Regions from separate parts of the Homo sapiens genome. Here region 2 is linked to region 1. The links are chromatin loops, found by intact Hi-C in ENCODE. Cell type or tissue: PC-3. All regions are shown on one strand. Links, peaks and the distances in the headings refer to the core of each region. The heading gives the core; the rest is flanking DNA. Region 1 overlaps TMEM117 (transmembrane protein 117). Region 2 holds the start of LOC124902922 (a long non-coding RNA gene).

Evidence for each region. Peaks named below come from ENCODE experiments on the same cell type or tissue, not always from the same donor. Only the 100,000 strongest peaks of a DNase experiment are listed, where the experiment ranks them.
Region 2: a loop joins it to region 1, with 6 times the contacts of the local background. A loop is called at or near these places in 6 of 110 quality-filtered maps.

Annotation. Positions count from the first base shown.
Region 1 is chr12:44,011,223-44,019,562 of GRCh38, reverse strand. All of the region lies in intron 3 of TMEM117 (transmembrane protein 117), which reads right to left. Among named protein-coding and RNA genes, the nearest start is that of TMEM117, 180 kb to the right of the region's middle. In PC-3, for the core only: a CTCF peak has its summit at 4,031 (motif pointing left); a DNase peak (open chromatin) is centred at 4,022.
Region 2 is chr12:44,310,589-44,318,928 of GRCh38, reverse strand. All of the region lies in intron 6 of TMEM117 (transmembrane protein 117), which reads right to left. LOC124902922 (a long non-coding RNA gene) reads right to left here and starts at 6,039. Exons shown (of 2, transcript XR_007063281.1): 1 at 1-6,039. In PC-3, for the core only: a CTCF peak has its summit at 1,191 (motif pointing left); a DNase peak (open chromatin) is centred at 1,208; H3K27ac peaks cover 435 bases.

The DNA of each region.
Region 1 (8,340 bases), core at 105-8,104:
CCAGAAGAAGAAGAAAGAGGAAGATGAGGAGGAAGAGGAGAGAAATGTATAGAGAAGAGAGCCCCAGATCAGGAAGCTAAAGATCTGAAACCTGGTCCTACTTCCAGTGCTTATTAATGGTGCAGATTTGAATGAGCCAGTACCCTCCTGAAGCCTCTGTTTCTCCCTCTGCCACTCTGTCAGGGCTGCTGTAAGTGAGCGTTTCTGTGAAACTACAATGGGTCTCCTGGGGAGTGAGAATTGACTGTGACTAGTCTTTTCAGGGAAGTGCGCAACCTGCTCTACAGGACTTGCCTGAGATGGTCTTTGTCTCAGGATTTTGTGTGCATCATATCCTGGGAAAATGATGGTCTGGTCACACTAGATGGCTGCCATTCATCATAAAGCCCCACCCCAGACAACATTCTTTCATACAAAAACACAACTAAACAAGCAAAAAACTCTATAGGCAATTTGAATACATAAATCTCCTCCTTCCCTGGCCTCTGCCCAGAGCTGAGAACCACTGACTTAGGTGAAGTCCACTTAGGGTTGAGTGCAGCTACAAGAGTAGAGTTAATCGGCTGGGCACAGTGGCTCATGCCTGTAATCCCAACACTTTGAGAGGCTGAGGCAGGCGGATCAAGACCATCCTGGCCAACACGGTGAAACCCCATCTCTACTAAAAATACAAACATTAGCTAGGTGTGGTGGTGTGTGCCTGTAATTCCAGCTACTCGGGAGGCTGAGGCAGGAGAATTGCTTTAACCTGGGAAGCGGAGGTTGCAGTGAGCCAAGATTGCGCCACTGCACTCCAGACTGGCGACAGAGCAAGACTTCTTCTAAAAAAAAAAAAAAGAAAGAAAAAGAAAAAAAGAAAAATAAAAACAGTAGAGTTAATTATCAAGAGTACTTTCTGGATAAAATATTGATAAGGTCCTAGGAGTTGCTTAAGACATACTATGTGGTTTAAGGAATTCATAATAGCAGAAGTCTCCATTTATGTAACAACCAATGGAATAAACAGTGCAAAAAGTTAGTTTCATAATCTAAGAAATGTACCATTTTTATTAAAACAATTGTCTCTAAATTACTTTGGCCATTTCTAATTAAAATTACTTCAAATGTGTTTCATCTAATATAGTGTAGAGATTTTACATGTTTTTATTGCATGCTTAGAACACTTGCAAATTCAGTAGGTCTAAAATATAATTTTGACCTTTCCTTAAAGCATACATATCATTATCAAATCATCTGAAAGAAAATCTGAAGCATAAAAAAGGAGAAAAAAATGAATTTTTGAACGAAAGAGTCCTTTTTTCATTCAATCAGCAAAAATTCACTTTTGCCTTTTGTAACCATTTTGGAAATCTAGTTGACTAACTAGAGTTAGTTCAATTCTCCACATTTTTATGTTTCTTATCTAATTTCAAGACAAAGGCAGAAAAAGGTTGTGTCTGGGCACAGCTGCAACACACAGCATGAAATGAACCCCAGCAGAGTGGCCTAGTCACCAAGAGCAGCCAGCACATACCAAATTGGGAGTGATCAATGCATGATGTACCAACTAGAGAGTCTAATTAAATAACAGTGGTTAATTACTAATTAGTATGTGACTTATGTAGACAGAAGTACTTAGACTTGTCAGATGTTAAAAAGAACATTGAAAAAAATCAAAACTCTGTCATTTCAATGATCTATTTAAAAATGATGCATTAGAGGTTTTTTCTGCTATCATTTGCCTAGCCAAAACACACATTGAAGAACCTGTTTTCTCTTTCTAAAACAGATGTCCTTATTCTATTTAAATAATAACATTACCTTTGATGTCATGAAAGACTATAAAGCCTAAAATGTTATAATATTTTGAAGTGGTGGAGAGGGTAACATAGTGTCTAATATCCATTTAAACACCAGTATATTTGAAATATATCATTATTAATCAGCTGGATATATTTTGTTCTTACTTCTTACATGCTTATCAAGTGCATACTTAGAAAGCCCTGGTTTCAACTAAAAACCCCTCTAAGTTAGCCAACCCAGTGACAAGCACTCAGAATACACAAATCTATTTTCCAAGTGATTCATGGTCCCTAGTCTTTGGGGTAAGAGGAGGGCCAGCAGATCCTTGCTTTTAGAAATCATATAAGATTTCTTTCCACAACTGTGAGACTTGGTGGGTTTGGGGTTTTTCCTTTTTTGGCATCTATAGAAAAAAATACCATCTGTCTCATCACCAAAAAAAAAAAAAAAAAAAGGAAAGAAAGAAAAGGAAAAGCTTGATATGGCATAGTGATGCCAACCTTTACTTTCAATTATTTATCACCTAAAACACACACACACACACACAGAAGGCTTCATAAATAATGCTTTCTCCTTTTGTGAAAAGTGTAGGTGGAAATACTACATGTATCCTGCTAAATGAGCAGATCAGATTGATGCTCATCTTTACTAAACATTATTTTTTCACAACCTCACCAAAAATCAAAGTAATCATACCTTTCCCATCTCCTTGGTGATAGTGACACATTTGCCACCTTAAAACAAAAACCCATAAACAAAAGATAACACTCTAAAATCCATGACACATTTGCCTGAAAGGAGGCTTAAGGATGGAGGGACTATTATATAATTTATCAATTTATATCTGTGGCCAGAATAACACTCATCAGAATAATCAAGGATACTTAATTAAAATGCACTTTTCTGAGTCCCACCTAACACCTCACAGAATCTGTATTTTTGGCAGGCACCCAGGTGATACTGATGCAACCTAAATTATAAAGGTGGTTTGTGGGGCTCAGGGTACTCTCCCAATACTTTGCATCATCCACAAACCTTCAGGCACTCTGTTCACCATTGACCTCTGCCTACATTCCCATTAGCTCGTAAAAGATGAAAGAAAACTGTGACTTTGTATTTCCACTAAAGAATAAAGGGAAGTGTGGCAAGAAATCAGGGCAAATTAACTGTCAAGTCATGTATTGTTTCCCATCTAGTTTAAAACACTCATTGATTGAAATGTAGACTTACGTAGTGAAAGCCCTAGAGAAAAAAAATTAAATAATCCCAAAACAGTAATTAAGTTAGACGGAAGAAAGCTGAAGAAAGAAAGAGGAAAGGGGAACCATTCCTAGGGCAGGTGGGACACAGGGAGAAAGGGAGACTCTGCTGTGGCCATAGGGATGGTCCCGTTTCCACCTGGGAGGTGAACTGAGTGAATTCCCAAAGTTAGGTCTGCAAGCAAACAGTGCTAAATTACCCTTGCTAGCTTGGAACTAGGAGGAATGGCTTCACCCAGAGGCTGGGACTGGCTGGATATCTGGATGCCTTTAAAGAAAAGGGAAAGAAGCCAAACATGCCACTGAACAGCACCAGGAGGAGAAGCAGCAGTAGTGAGAGGTAGTGGACATAAGAACAAAGCAGCCAGGTGGGGTTCAGGGGAGGCAGAACCGTATGAACCCCACTCCACTAAAAACTGAAGGGAGTTGGGAGGAGGGGGTAGTGCTATCAATCCATTCAACGGGGGTGACCCACAGATTAACAGTTTATTCCTGGGTATTTTGTTTTATTCTTGTTTTTGAGACACAGAGATTGCAACTCTGTAATATTTCCAAGCTAGTGGGTTTTTGTAATTAAGCCAGTTCACACCAAAATAAAACTCTCTACATCAAAATTTTCTTAAATCCCATTATATCTAAATGAGTTGTATAGTCTTATTTGTTGTTTGGTAAATCCCATTATATCTCAATGAGGTGTATAATATTTGTTTTTGTTATTGTTGCTTCCCTTCACATAACAAACAAATCTGTGTCATATATATATTTAACAGACTATTAGAGGTCAACTTGGGAAATTGTTATACTACTACTTATTTTATTGTTTCTATTAGGAAAATACACTCTGAATCCTGAATTCCGAAGAGTTAATTTATAAGCACATTTTTGGACCAGTACATGTCGGTAATTGAGGACTTCCTGTACAACTAAATTCTGGCAAGTTCTAGCTCCTATAGGTATCTTTGCTACAAATGCTTATCCACAGTGCCCTCTAGCGATTTTAATTCTCATTTCAACATGGACAAAAAAAAATTTGAGCAAAAGCTTTTCCATCTTATGAGATGAACATATGCATGTAAGTCTCAGAATCATACAATCCAAAAATTTTAAGTCCAAAAAATACCAAGAAATCTTATTTGAGTATATTATAGATATATATATTCAAAAATCACTGATCACCATGACACAAAAGAAATATGTTCTTCATGGAATCGATAAATAAAAGCCTTCCTGGGTTTTGTTCTTTTTCAGTTAAGAATATCAATATGGATACAATGACTGACTTAAGACTTCTAATTTAAATTTTCTTTTTCACTTATTTTTTTAAGTCCAGCATCCCCTCTTTTAGATGATACACTGTTCTTGGACAGATCTTGTAGACAGTACGAGTAATAACAGCCAAAGAGGAAAAAAATTTCCTATGGTAACTACATCATCTGTGTCTCAAATCTCTGAGTTATATATTATTACTGTAGCCACCATTTTTTTTTTCTGAACCAAGTTTGCTAAGGTTTTTCAGGTGCCTCTCAACAAATAAAATCTCCTAAGTGAGGCCAATCATAGAAATTACAGCAGGCTTGTGCTGTTCTCAGGCTAGATGCAAGGTAGTGTGCCTTAAAGCTTAATTAAATGATATTATTTTCACATACCGATCACAGTATTTCACAGAACATAGAAAAAAAACGGTACAACAAATAGAGGCTATAAGGAAAGATCAGAGTAAGGAGAACAAAGAAAATGAAGGAAGAAAGAAAGAAAAGTGTCAACATAAAAGCACAACACCAAGGGGAAAAAATAGCAGTAACCAACAGATGGGAGATACCAGTGTTCATTTTCCTTGCTACATCTAGGTGATTAACCATATAGTACAAGAGAGTACACCACCTGTGGAATTGGGTAGTGTAACGTATCTTTTGATTATGCATAGATCTACTTATACTTAACAAATAATAGGAGGTTAGGAAGTTTGGAATAAAACAATGCAGTGGTTTTCAAAGTGTTATCCCAGATTTAGGAGCATCAGCATCACCTGGGAACATGTTAGAAATTCTCAGGACATACCCCAGCTATTTCTACCTCGGGCTCATATCCTCTCTGGAAGCAGACACTTCATGTTAGGTTATGAGAAACTCAGCTCCTCAGGCACCTGGCCTACAGTCATCAGCTTCATCTTTCAATCTCATCTTATCCCCCTCATCCTAACCCCAAGGCCTCATCAGGTCTGCTGAGGGAGCATGTCCATACCACCCTCAGTGACAAAGATAAAATGATTCTGTTATTCTCTGCACCACAGTGGGGTGACTGGAACTCTGCAAGGTTGCCATGGCCCGTCTACCTGCAATGGCCTATCTACCTAGAGCCAGTTCAGCTCTATTGCTTTTGTGCTGTGGGGGACAGGGGGACTTCTGAATACGGCTTCCCACTGCCCAGGCTTCACCGTGAAAAGGACACAAGTCTTTCCTTCTCTAGTCCACAGTTGTATCTGAGGTGTCTATTGTTCTCCCTATGCCCCTCCCCTGAAAGTTTGTTAGGTTTCAAACCCTTTTTCAACTTCCAGTATCCACTCCAACATGTCAGGAGTTTAGAAGTTGCCACTCCATCCTAACAGCAAGCAAACAGCTGAGTGATCTGAAAAATCAACAACTCTTCTTAGATCTGTCAGTGAAGTGAAGTCTTAGGGCAAACCCTACACCACAAATTGGAGAGACAGACAGGCAAATACAGAGAATCACAACTTACCAAAGGAGGAATTCATGAGCAGAAACCTCTTCAGGAACCAATGCTGAGGTACATAAATCTGAGCTGCAATTGATAAACTGATGGAGGCTCGGTGTGGACAAGTCTGAGAGCTAAAACCTCCAGGGAACCCAGCCACGGAGGACCCTCACCCTTCTGTGAGTCTTATCTCCAGGCCCTCACAGCGACTATCAGAGAAAAATTCCCCTGTACTTTCAGCAGTGGGGAAGGAAGAGGAACCATTTGAAATATGAAAGAAAGGATATTCTGTTCTTTGCAAGGCCTGCCCTCCAGACCCTAACCTCTTGGAATTTTATCAGAGCCTAACCTACCTGGGGGAAGGGAAATACCTAACTCCAGACCACCCTAGCCATCATATCCAGCCTAAGTTGGGGAAAAACTGTGAAGCACTGGTGAAGTTCAGAGCCCAGGGCCACAAGCTCATTAAAAGTCTGAGACCTAGACTGGGCGCGGTGACTTACACCTGTAATCCCAGCGCTTTGGGAGGCTGCAGGCTGATCACTTGACCTCAGGAGTTCGAGACCAACCTGGGCAACATGGCGAAACCCCATCTCTACAAAAAATACAAACATTAGCTAGGGTGTGGTGGTGTGAGCCTGTAGACCCAGCTACTTTGGAGGCTGAGGCGGAAGGATCGCTTAAGGCTGGGAGGTTAAGGCAGCGGCAGCAAGCCCTGTTCACGCCATTACTGGACATGAGCTTGGGTGACAAAGTGAGACCCTGTCTAAAAAAAAAAAAAGCAAGAAAGAAAGAGAAAAAAGAAAAAAAGTGTGATACCTAATCAGAGGAGTACAAAAGACTTCCCCTCCCCCCACACCCTACCACTGCATCACTGAAGGCCTATTTAGTGCACTTCTTTCTACCCAGTACATCATGTCCTCCTTTCAACAAGAAATTACAAGGAAAACAATTATAAAGCAAAAACCCCAGTTTGAAAAAACTGAACTGGTATCAGAACCAGAGTCCCATATGCCAGGAATGTTGGAATTGTCAGACCAGGAATGTTTAAAAACTATCGTTAATATGCTAAGGGCTTTTATCGAAAAAAATAACTTGCAAGAACAGATGGATAACATAAGCAGAAAGATGAAATTCTAAGAAAGGATTTTTTTTAAATGCTACAGATCAAAACAAGTGGATCAGAAATGAAGAATGCTTTTGATGGGCTCATTAATAGATTGGACATGACTGAGGAAAAAAATATCGGAACTTTTATTTTTGAGAATATGTCAATAGAAATCTCCAAAACTAAAAAGCAAAGAGGAAAAAAAAAGAAAATAAAAAGGAATATATAAGAACCGTGGGTTAACCATGAAAGGTATAACTGTGTAATGGGAATATCAGAAAAAGAAGCAACAGAAAAAAAAAAAACAAAAACAGAAACAATATTTGAAGCAACAATGACTGAGAATTTTTCCAAATTAATGTTAGACAACAAACCACAGCTCCACGATGCTCACAGAACACCAGGCAGAACAAGTACCAAAAAAAGCACATAACACCTGGGCAAATTGTATTCAAACTGCAGAAAATCAAAGATAAGGAAAAAAATCTTAAAAGAAAACCAGAGGGAAAAAAACACCTTACATATAAAGGAAAAAAGATAAGAAATATATCCAACTTCCCCTCAGAAACCACGCAATAAAAAGAGACTGGGGTGAAATACAGTGTCCCCCTTATCCATGGTTTTGCTTTCCACGATTTCAGTTGCCCTCTGTCAACAGTGGTCTGAAAATATTAAATGAAAAATTCTACAAATAAATAATTCATAAGTTTTAAACTATGCACCATTCTAAGTAGTGTGAAGAAATCTCACACCATCCCATTCCATCCCTCCTGGGAAGTGAATCATCTCTTTGTCCAGTGTATATATGTTTATATGCTATAAATGTATATAGTCACTTAATAGTCTTCTCACTTATCAGAGAACAGACAACAAAACGAAGTTTGGTATAACACCATAAGATATTCTGAGAGAGAAACTATGTTTACATAACTTTTATTACAGTATATTGTTGTAATTATTCTATTTCATTAATATTATTAATATCTTACTATGCCTAACTTATAAAATAAACTTGGTCATACATATGTATGTATGTATGTATAGTAAGGAATATAGTTATATTACTCTATTTTCATGCTGCTGATAAAGGCATACTCAAGACTAGGATGAAAAAGAGGTTTAATTAAGTTACAATTCCACATGGCTGGGGAGGCCTCACAATCATGACGGAAGGCAAGGAGAAGCAAGTCACGTCTTACATGGATGGGAGCAGGCAAACAGAGAGAGCTTGTGCAGGAGACCTCCTCTTTATCAAACCATCAGATCTCATGACATTTATTCACTATCACAGGAGCAGCAACAGAAAGACCTCCATGTATGATTCAATTACTTCCACTTGGAATGAGAATTGTGGGAGTTACAATTCAAGATGAGATTTGAGTGGGACACAGCCAAACCATAACAATAGTATATACAGGGCTTGGTACTATCCTCAGTTTCAAGCATCCGCTAGAAGTCTTAGAATGTATCCCCTACAGA
Region 2 (8,340 bases), core at 78-8,077, 300 kb before region 1:
CTCCATCCTGCTCACCTGAGATCATGGTGCAGGGGACACTCTCTGCTCCATGCCTAGGCAGATTTCCAGGCATTTGGAGCACCCACTTACATGAATTTGCATCCTGAGTCATCCCACCCTCTCTGTGCCTAGATTGTGGTGCAGCAGAGACCTCTCTGCTCCATGCCTAGGCAGTCAGAGCACCCACTCTCCTGGATCAGTAGGCTGAGCTGCCCCACCCTTCCTGTGCATAGACTGGGATGCAGTGGGGTCCTCTCTGCTCCATACCCTGGCAGATTTCTGGCCATTGAGAACACCTGCTCTTCTGGATTACCAGCCTGAGCCACCCCACCTTTCCTGTGCATAAATTGGCTTGTAGCAGGATTCTCTCCACTTCATGCCCAGGCAAATCTCCATGCAGATGGAGCACCCTGTTGCCTGGATCAGCAACCTTAGCCACCCTACCTTTCCTGTGGATAGATTAGGGTGTAGCAGGGCCCTCTCTGCTACACATCCAGGCAGAACTCCAGGTATTCAGAGCACCTACTCTCCTGGACTAGTAGCCTGAGCCATCTCACCTTAACGTACATAGATTAGAGTGTAGCAGGGCCTCTTCTGTTCCACGCATGCAGGCAGATCTCCAGACAATCAGAGCACTTCCTATCATGGACCAGCAGCCTGAGTCTCCCACCCCTCCTGTGCATAGATTGTGATGTAACAGGACCCTCTCCACTCCATGCTTAGGCATATCTCCAGGCATCTGAAGTACCCCCTTGCCTGGGTCAGTGGCCTGAGTTGCCCCACACTTTCTGTGGAGAGACTGTGGTGCAGTACGGCCCCCTATGCTACATGCCCAGGAAGATCTCCAGGTGCATCCACTCTACTGGATTAGGAGTTCGGGCCGTCACCCCTCCCCATGCAGAGAACTTAGGGCCAAGCAGGTTACCAAGCTCCATGCCTAGACATACCTCTGGGCGCTAGGTGGCCACGCATTAGGTGCTGGTGCTAGTACCTGCCATTGAGTGGCTGTAGGTGAGCCTGCCCAGTCCAGGCCCTACTCTCTTGGTTCCCTCATGTGGTGGTGAGTAGGGAGCTAAGACCACTGTGCACTAAACAGTTCAGCCCATTGCCTGCAGCATCAGAGACCTCCCAGTAAACAAGGTTGAAATATATACCCGTTCACGTTGGCCAGAGCTGACTTTTACCCATAAGTGCCATCTACTGGCCTGTAGGTAGAACCACACAGTCCAACATAAAACCAGCTGACAGAAGTGCATAGGGCTATAGAAGCAAAGCCAAGGCCAGGCTGGTGGATCACCTGAGGTCAGGAGTTCGAGACTAGCCTGGCCAACATGGTGAAATCCTGTCTCTACTAAAAATACAAAAAATTAGTCAGGTGTAGTGGCAGGCACCTGTAATCCCACCTACTTGGGAGGCTGAGGCAGGAGGATTGCTTGAACCCTGGAGGCAGAGGTTTCAGTAAGCTGAGATTGCGCCATTTGCACTCCAGCCTGGGCAACAAGTGTGAAACTTTGTCTCAAAAACAAAAACAAAAACAAAAAAATGAAGCAAAGCCAAAAGACCCTAGCCAACATTCTTTACAGTTACACCCACTAGGGAGAAAAACAAAGAAAAATTAAAAAAAAAAACATATATATATATATAATAGGGAAAGAAAGGGGAAAATCCTATTCACATGAAAATATTAATAATTACAAAAATTAGAAGTGCCAGTGTCTCCAGATGAGAAAGAACCAGTGCAACTTTTCTCATACCATGAAAAATCTGAATATTGTGACTCCACCAAAGGATCACACTAGATCTCCAGCAATGGTCCCTGACTAAAACAGACACTCAGAAATGACGGATTAAGAATGCAAAGCTTGGATTGCAAGGAGGCTCAACAAGATTCAAGACAAGGATGAAAGCCAAAAAAAAAAAAAAAAAGAAAAAGAAAAAGAAATTTCTGAAGAAATCCAGGAAATGAAGAAGGAGATAAACATCTTTAAAGAAAATCAGTCAGAGCTTCCAGGATTGAAAAATTCAATTAAAGAATTTCAAAATACAATTGAAGGTTTTATCAATATACTACACCAAACAGAAAAAGAATTACAGAGCTAGAAGACTAGTCTTTTGAATTAATCAAGTCAGACTAAAATAAAGAAAAAAAATTTTAATGAACAAAGTCTGAAAAATATGGGATTATGTAAAGCAAACAAATTTATAAATTACTGGCATTCCTGAGAGAGGAGGAGAAAAAGTAAACAATCTGGAAAACATATTTGAAGCAATAGTACAAAGAGTGTCCCTAGTATTTTTAAAGAGGTAGACACCCAGGAACAAGAAATCCAGAGAACACCTGTGAGATACCATACAAAAAGAACATCATCAAGGCATATAGTCATTAAACTGCCCAAGGACAATGCTAAAGAAAAAATCTTAAAGGCAGCTAGAGAAAAAGTTCAGACCATGCACAAATGGAATCCCATCAATTTAAAAGCATATGTCTCAGCTGAAATATTACAAGCCAGAAGAGATTGGGGGCCTATTTTCAGCATCCTTAAGGGAAAGAAATTTCAACCAAGAATTCCATATCCCATCAAACTAAGCTTTATAAGCAAAGTAAAAATACAATGTTTTCCAGACACCCCCAACAATAAAAAAACGCTAAGAGAATGTATCTCCATTAGACCAGGCTTAAAAGAGGTCCTTAAGGGAATTTTAAAAATGGAAACAAAATAACAATACCTGCTACCACAAAAATACATGTAAGTCTATAGTTCACAGACCCTATAGAGCAATTATATAACAGGAACTACAAAGCAACCAGTTAATAATTTCACCATAGGATTAAAACCACACATGACAATATTAACCTTGAGTGAAAATAGTCTAAATGCTTCACTAAGAAGACACAGAGAGTGGTAAACTGGATTAAAAAGTCTGTCTCCTGTCTTCCAGAGACCCCTCTCACAGGAAATGACACTTACAGGCTCAAAGTAAAGAACTGGAGAAAGAAAGATCTATCATGAAAATGGAAAACAAAAAAGAACAGGGGTTGCTATTTTTATATCATTGCTATTTTTATATCAGATAAAACAGACTTTAAGCCAGCAATAATAAAATAGGAAAAAGAAGGACATTATATAATGATGAAAGGTTCAATTCAACAAGAAGATTTAATAATCCTAAGTATATGTGCACCCAACATCGGAGCACCCACATTAATAATACAAATACTCCTATATCTATGAAAAGCCTTAGCCCACCACACAATAGTGCTCAGCCATAAAGCAAGTCTCAACAGATTAGAAAAAATAGAAATCATACCCACCATATGCTCTGACCACAGTGGAATACAAATAAAATCAAAACCAAGAAGGTATCTGAAAACCACACAATTACTTGGAAATTAAACTACTTTTCTCTGAACAATTTTTGGGTAAACAATGAATTTAAGGCAGAAAGTAAAAAATTCTTTGAAAGAAACGAACAGTCAACACAACATAGCAAAATCTCTTGGATGAAGCAAAAACAGTGTTGACAGGAAAATTTATAGCTCTAAACATCTACTTCAAGAAGTTAGGAAGATCTCAAATTTACAGTTTGGTATCACATCTAGAGGAACTAGAAAACTAAGAATAAACTAACTCCAAAGCTAGCAGAAGAAAAGAAATTATTAAAATAAGAGCAGAATTGAATGAAATTCAGACCCCAAAATCCATACAAAGCATCAATGAACCCAAAAGTTGGCTCTCTGAAAGACGAAACAAGACAGATAGACTGCTAGCTAGATTAACAAATAAAAGAGAAGATCCAAAAAAGTGCAATTTGAAACAACAAAGGTGATATTACAACCAATTCCACAGAAACACAAAAGATTCTCAGAGAATATTATGAACACCTCTATGCACACAAACTAGAAACTCTAGAAGAAATGGATAAATTCCTGGAAACACACAAGCCCCAACAGTGAATCAGGAAGAAATTGAAACATTGAACATACCAATACCCAGTTACAAAATTGAATTAGTCAAAAAAACCTACATACAAAAAAGCTCTGGATCAGATGGATTCACAGCTGAATTTTACTACATGTACAGAGAAGAGCTCGTACTAATTCTATTGAAACTATTTCAAAAAATGGAGGAGGATGGGCTCCTGCCTAACTCATACTATGAAGCTAGTATCACCCTGATACCATAAACTGATAAAGGCACAATGTAAAAAGAAAACTAGCCTGTAGTCCCAGCTACTCAGGAGGCTGAGGCAGGAGAATCCCTTGAACCCAGGAGGCGGAGGTTGCAGTGAGCTGAAATTGCGCCACTGCACTCCAACCTTGGCGACAGAGTGAGACTTTGTCTTAAAAAAAAAAAAAAAAAGAAGAAGAAACTACAGGCCAATATCCCTGATAAACATAGACACAAAAATCCTCAAAAAAAGAAAAAAAACTGCCAAATGAAATCCAGCAGCATATCAAAAAGTTAAGTCACCACAATCAAGTAGGCTTTATTCCTGAGATGCCAGTTGGTTCAACACACAAAACTAAATAAATGTGATTCACCACAAAACCAGAATTAAAAACCAAAACTGTATGATCATCTTAATAGAAGTATAAAAGGCTTTTGATAAAATCCAACCTCCCTTCATTATAAAACCTCAACAAATAAGCCCTTGAAGGAACATACATCAAAAAAATAAGAGTCATCTATAAAAAATCTACAGTCAACATCATTCTGACTGGGCAAAAGCTGGAAGTATTCCCCATGAGAACTGGAACAAGACAAGGATCCTGTTACCAACCCTATTCAACATAGTGTTGGAAGTCCTAGCCAGAGCAATCAGGCAAGAGAAAGAATAAAACGCATCAATAGGAAAAGAGCAAGTCAAACTATCTCAGTTTTGCAGACAATATGATTCTATGCCTAGAAAACCCTAAAGCCTCTGCCAAAGGCTCCTAGACCAGATAAACAACTTTAGTAAAGTTTCAGGACACAAAATCAGCATATAAAAATCAGTACCATTTCTATACACCAAAGAGGTTCAAGCTGAGAGCCAAATCAAGGACATAATCTCACTTACAATACCCACCCACACAAAAAAGTACCTAGGAATACAACCAACTAAGGATATAAAATATCTCTACAAGGAGAACTACAAAACACTGCTGAAAAAAATCAGAGATGACACAAATGGAAAAACATTCCATGCTCATAGACTGAAAGAATTAATGTCATTAAAACGTCCATACTGCTCAAAGTAATCTGCAGATTCAACACTATTCCTTCAAACTATCAATGTCTTTTTTCACAGAATTATAAAAAATTATTCTAAAACTCATATTGAACCAAAAGAGAGCCTGAATAGCCAAAGCAATGCTAAGCAAAAAGAACAAAGCCAGAGGCATCACACTACCTGACTTCAAACTACACTACATGGCTACAGTAATCAAAACAGCATGATATTGGTACAAAAACAGACAGACAGAATAATAGATCTGAAAAGTGAACCCAGAAACAAGCTGCACACCTACAGCCATCTGACCTTTGACAAAGTCAACAAAAATAAGCAATAAGGAAAGAACTCCATATGTAATAAATGGTGCTGAGATAACTGGATAGTCATATGCAGAAGAATGAAACTGTCCCCCTACTTTTCACCATATAGAAAAACTAACTCAAGATGGGATTAAAGATTTAAATGTAAAATCTCAAGCTATAAAAATCATAAAAGAAAACCTAGAAAATAACATTGTAGATAACAGGATTGGCAAAGAACTTATGACTAAGTCCTCAAAAGCAACTGCAACAAAGCCAAAAATTGACAAGTGAGACCTAATTAAATAAAGAGCTTTCGTACAGCAAAATGAAAAGCAGAGTAAACAGACAGCTCACAGTATTGGAGAAAATATCTGCAAATTATGCATCCAACAGAGGTTTAATATCCAGAATCTGTAATATACTTAAACAACTTAACAAGCAAAACACATATAATCTCATCTAAAAGTGGGCAAAAGAACATGAACAGACACTTCTCAAAAACAAAAGACATACAAGGAGCTAACAAGCTTATGAAAAAATGCTCATCATCACTAATCATCAGAGAAATGCAAATCAAAACCACAATGAGATACCATCTCACATCTGTCAGAATGGCTATTATAAAAATAAATAACAGATGCTGATGAGGCTGCAGAGAAAAGGGAATGTTTATGTACTGACGGTAGGAATGTAAATTAGTTCAGCCCCTTTGGAAAGCAATTTGGAGATTTCTCAAGGAACTTAAACAGAACTACCATTCAACTCAGCAATCATATCACTGGGTATATACTCAATAAAAAATAAATCATTCCATCACCAAAAAGACATGTGCACTCACATATGTATCACAGAGCTATTCACAATAGCAAAAGACATGGAATCAATCTAAGGGCCCAACAGCGGTGGATTGGATAAAGAAAATGTGATGCATGTACACCCTGGAATATTACACAGCCATGAAAAAGAAAAAATCATGTCCTTTGCAGCAACATAGATTCATCTGAAGGCCGTCATCCTAAGTAAATTAACATAGGAACAGAAAACCAAATCCTGCATGTTCTCACTTATAAGTGGGAGCTAAACATTGGGTACATATGAACATAAAGATGGCAACAAGAGATACTGGGGATTACTAGAGAGGGAAGGGAAGGGACAAGGGCTGAAAAACTGAAAATCTACTTATTGGGTACTATGCTCACTACCTAGGTGATAGGATGATGCACACCATAGATGATAGGATCATCATCCTATGATCATTCATAGGATCATTCATCAACATCAGCATCACACAATATACTCATGTAACAAACCTGCACAAGTACCTCCTGAATCTAAAATAAAAGTTGAAATTATTAAGAAAAATAATGTACCTTGGCCTCCATGACCTTTTCCTTCCCCTGGCTCTTGCCCAGAAACCCATCTGGCATGTAAAGAGGAGGATTGACCTGGCCATCAAATGCCAAAAGAATGGGAGGAAAAATATATATATATATATACACACATATATATATACACATATATATACATATATACATATATATACATATATATACATATATACATATATATACATATATACATATATACATATATATACATATATACATATATACATATATATACATATATACACATATATACATATATATATACATATATACACATATATACATATATATATACATATATATATTTAATATTAACTGAAAATTTATTGGGAAGCTGAAGCTGGATGTAAGATGTAACATTATGTATAATACAGCAAAATTGTTTTGAAAATCCTCTCTGTTACAATTTCTGTTGGCTGTGGCAGCTGTCATCTCTACGTCCTCCCTCTTTCTTTCCCCATAACAAGTCTTCTCAACCTTCTGCATAGGCAGGAATACTCACCTAGGTTCCTGAGCTTCTCCAGTTTGCATCTACACCCACCACCCTATTCATTAAAACAAAAGATCTTTCTTGGCATTCACCCTCTTTAGAAGGCCCAGGAAGGGATTATAAACAACTACTTATCTTTTTTCTAGACACATTTTTGTGTGTAAATTTATTTTGTTATAAAACTGAGATATATGTACCTCCTTGATTTCCTGCTGTTTCTCTGCTTTAGACCTTATTCGACTTGCCAAATGAATGTACTCAGCTACTGAAATCAAAGGTTGAACAAACGGTAATCTCTCAGATATAAATATCGTTTTCAGCATACATATATGTATATACATATATATATATACTCACATAAAAATTGAGAAAAATGTATCCAGAATATATTTAGTTTTATTTTTCAGCTTTCCACAAATACACAACAGTAGTGATATAGTTTTATAGGAGAAATTCAAAATTCTGAACAATTCCCCAAACATCTTCAAATGCAATAAACTGAGACTATCATCTAGCAGTTTAGAATTTTCTTGCAGTTCTGTCATGTACAGCCATCTGATCAAAGCAATAGCAAACATTCACTTATTACCAGAGTTACATGAGAGCTGAGAAATCATAGTCTAATTTTAAACTCGTATTTCCAGGCAGAATCCCCTAGTGATTCTCATACTACTAGATGTAAGAGGAAGACCCAAGAATCTGCATTTTTAAGCAGAACCCAGGTGCTTCTAATGCAGGTAACTATGATTGCAAGAATCATCTGTAATGATTTAAAGGAACATATATCCCAGGCACCATTACCCACTTACTAAACAAGAAACTCCTGGAGCTCTTCTGATCCAGAGAACTCACATCTCTGTAAAGGTTCCGGTGATTATTTTGTGTGCTTGTGAGAGACGGAGTTTCGCTCTTGTTGCTCAGGCTGGAGTGCAATGGTGCAATC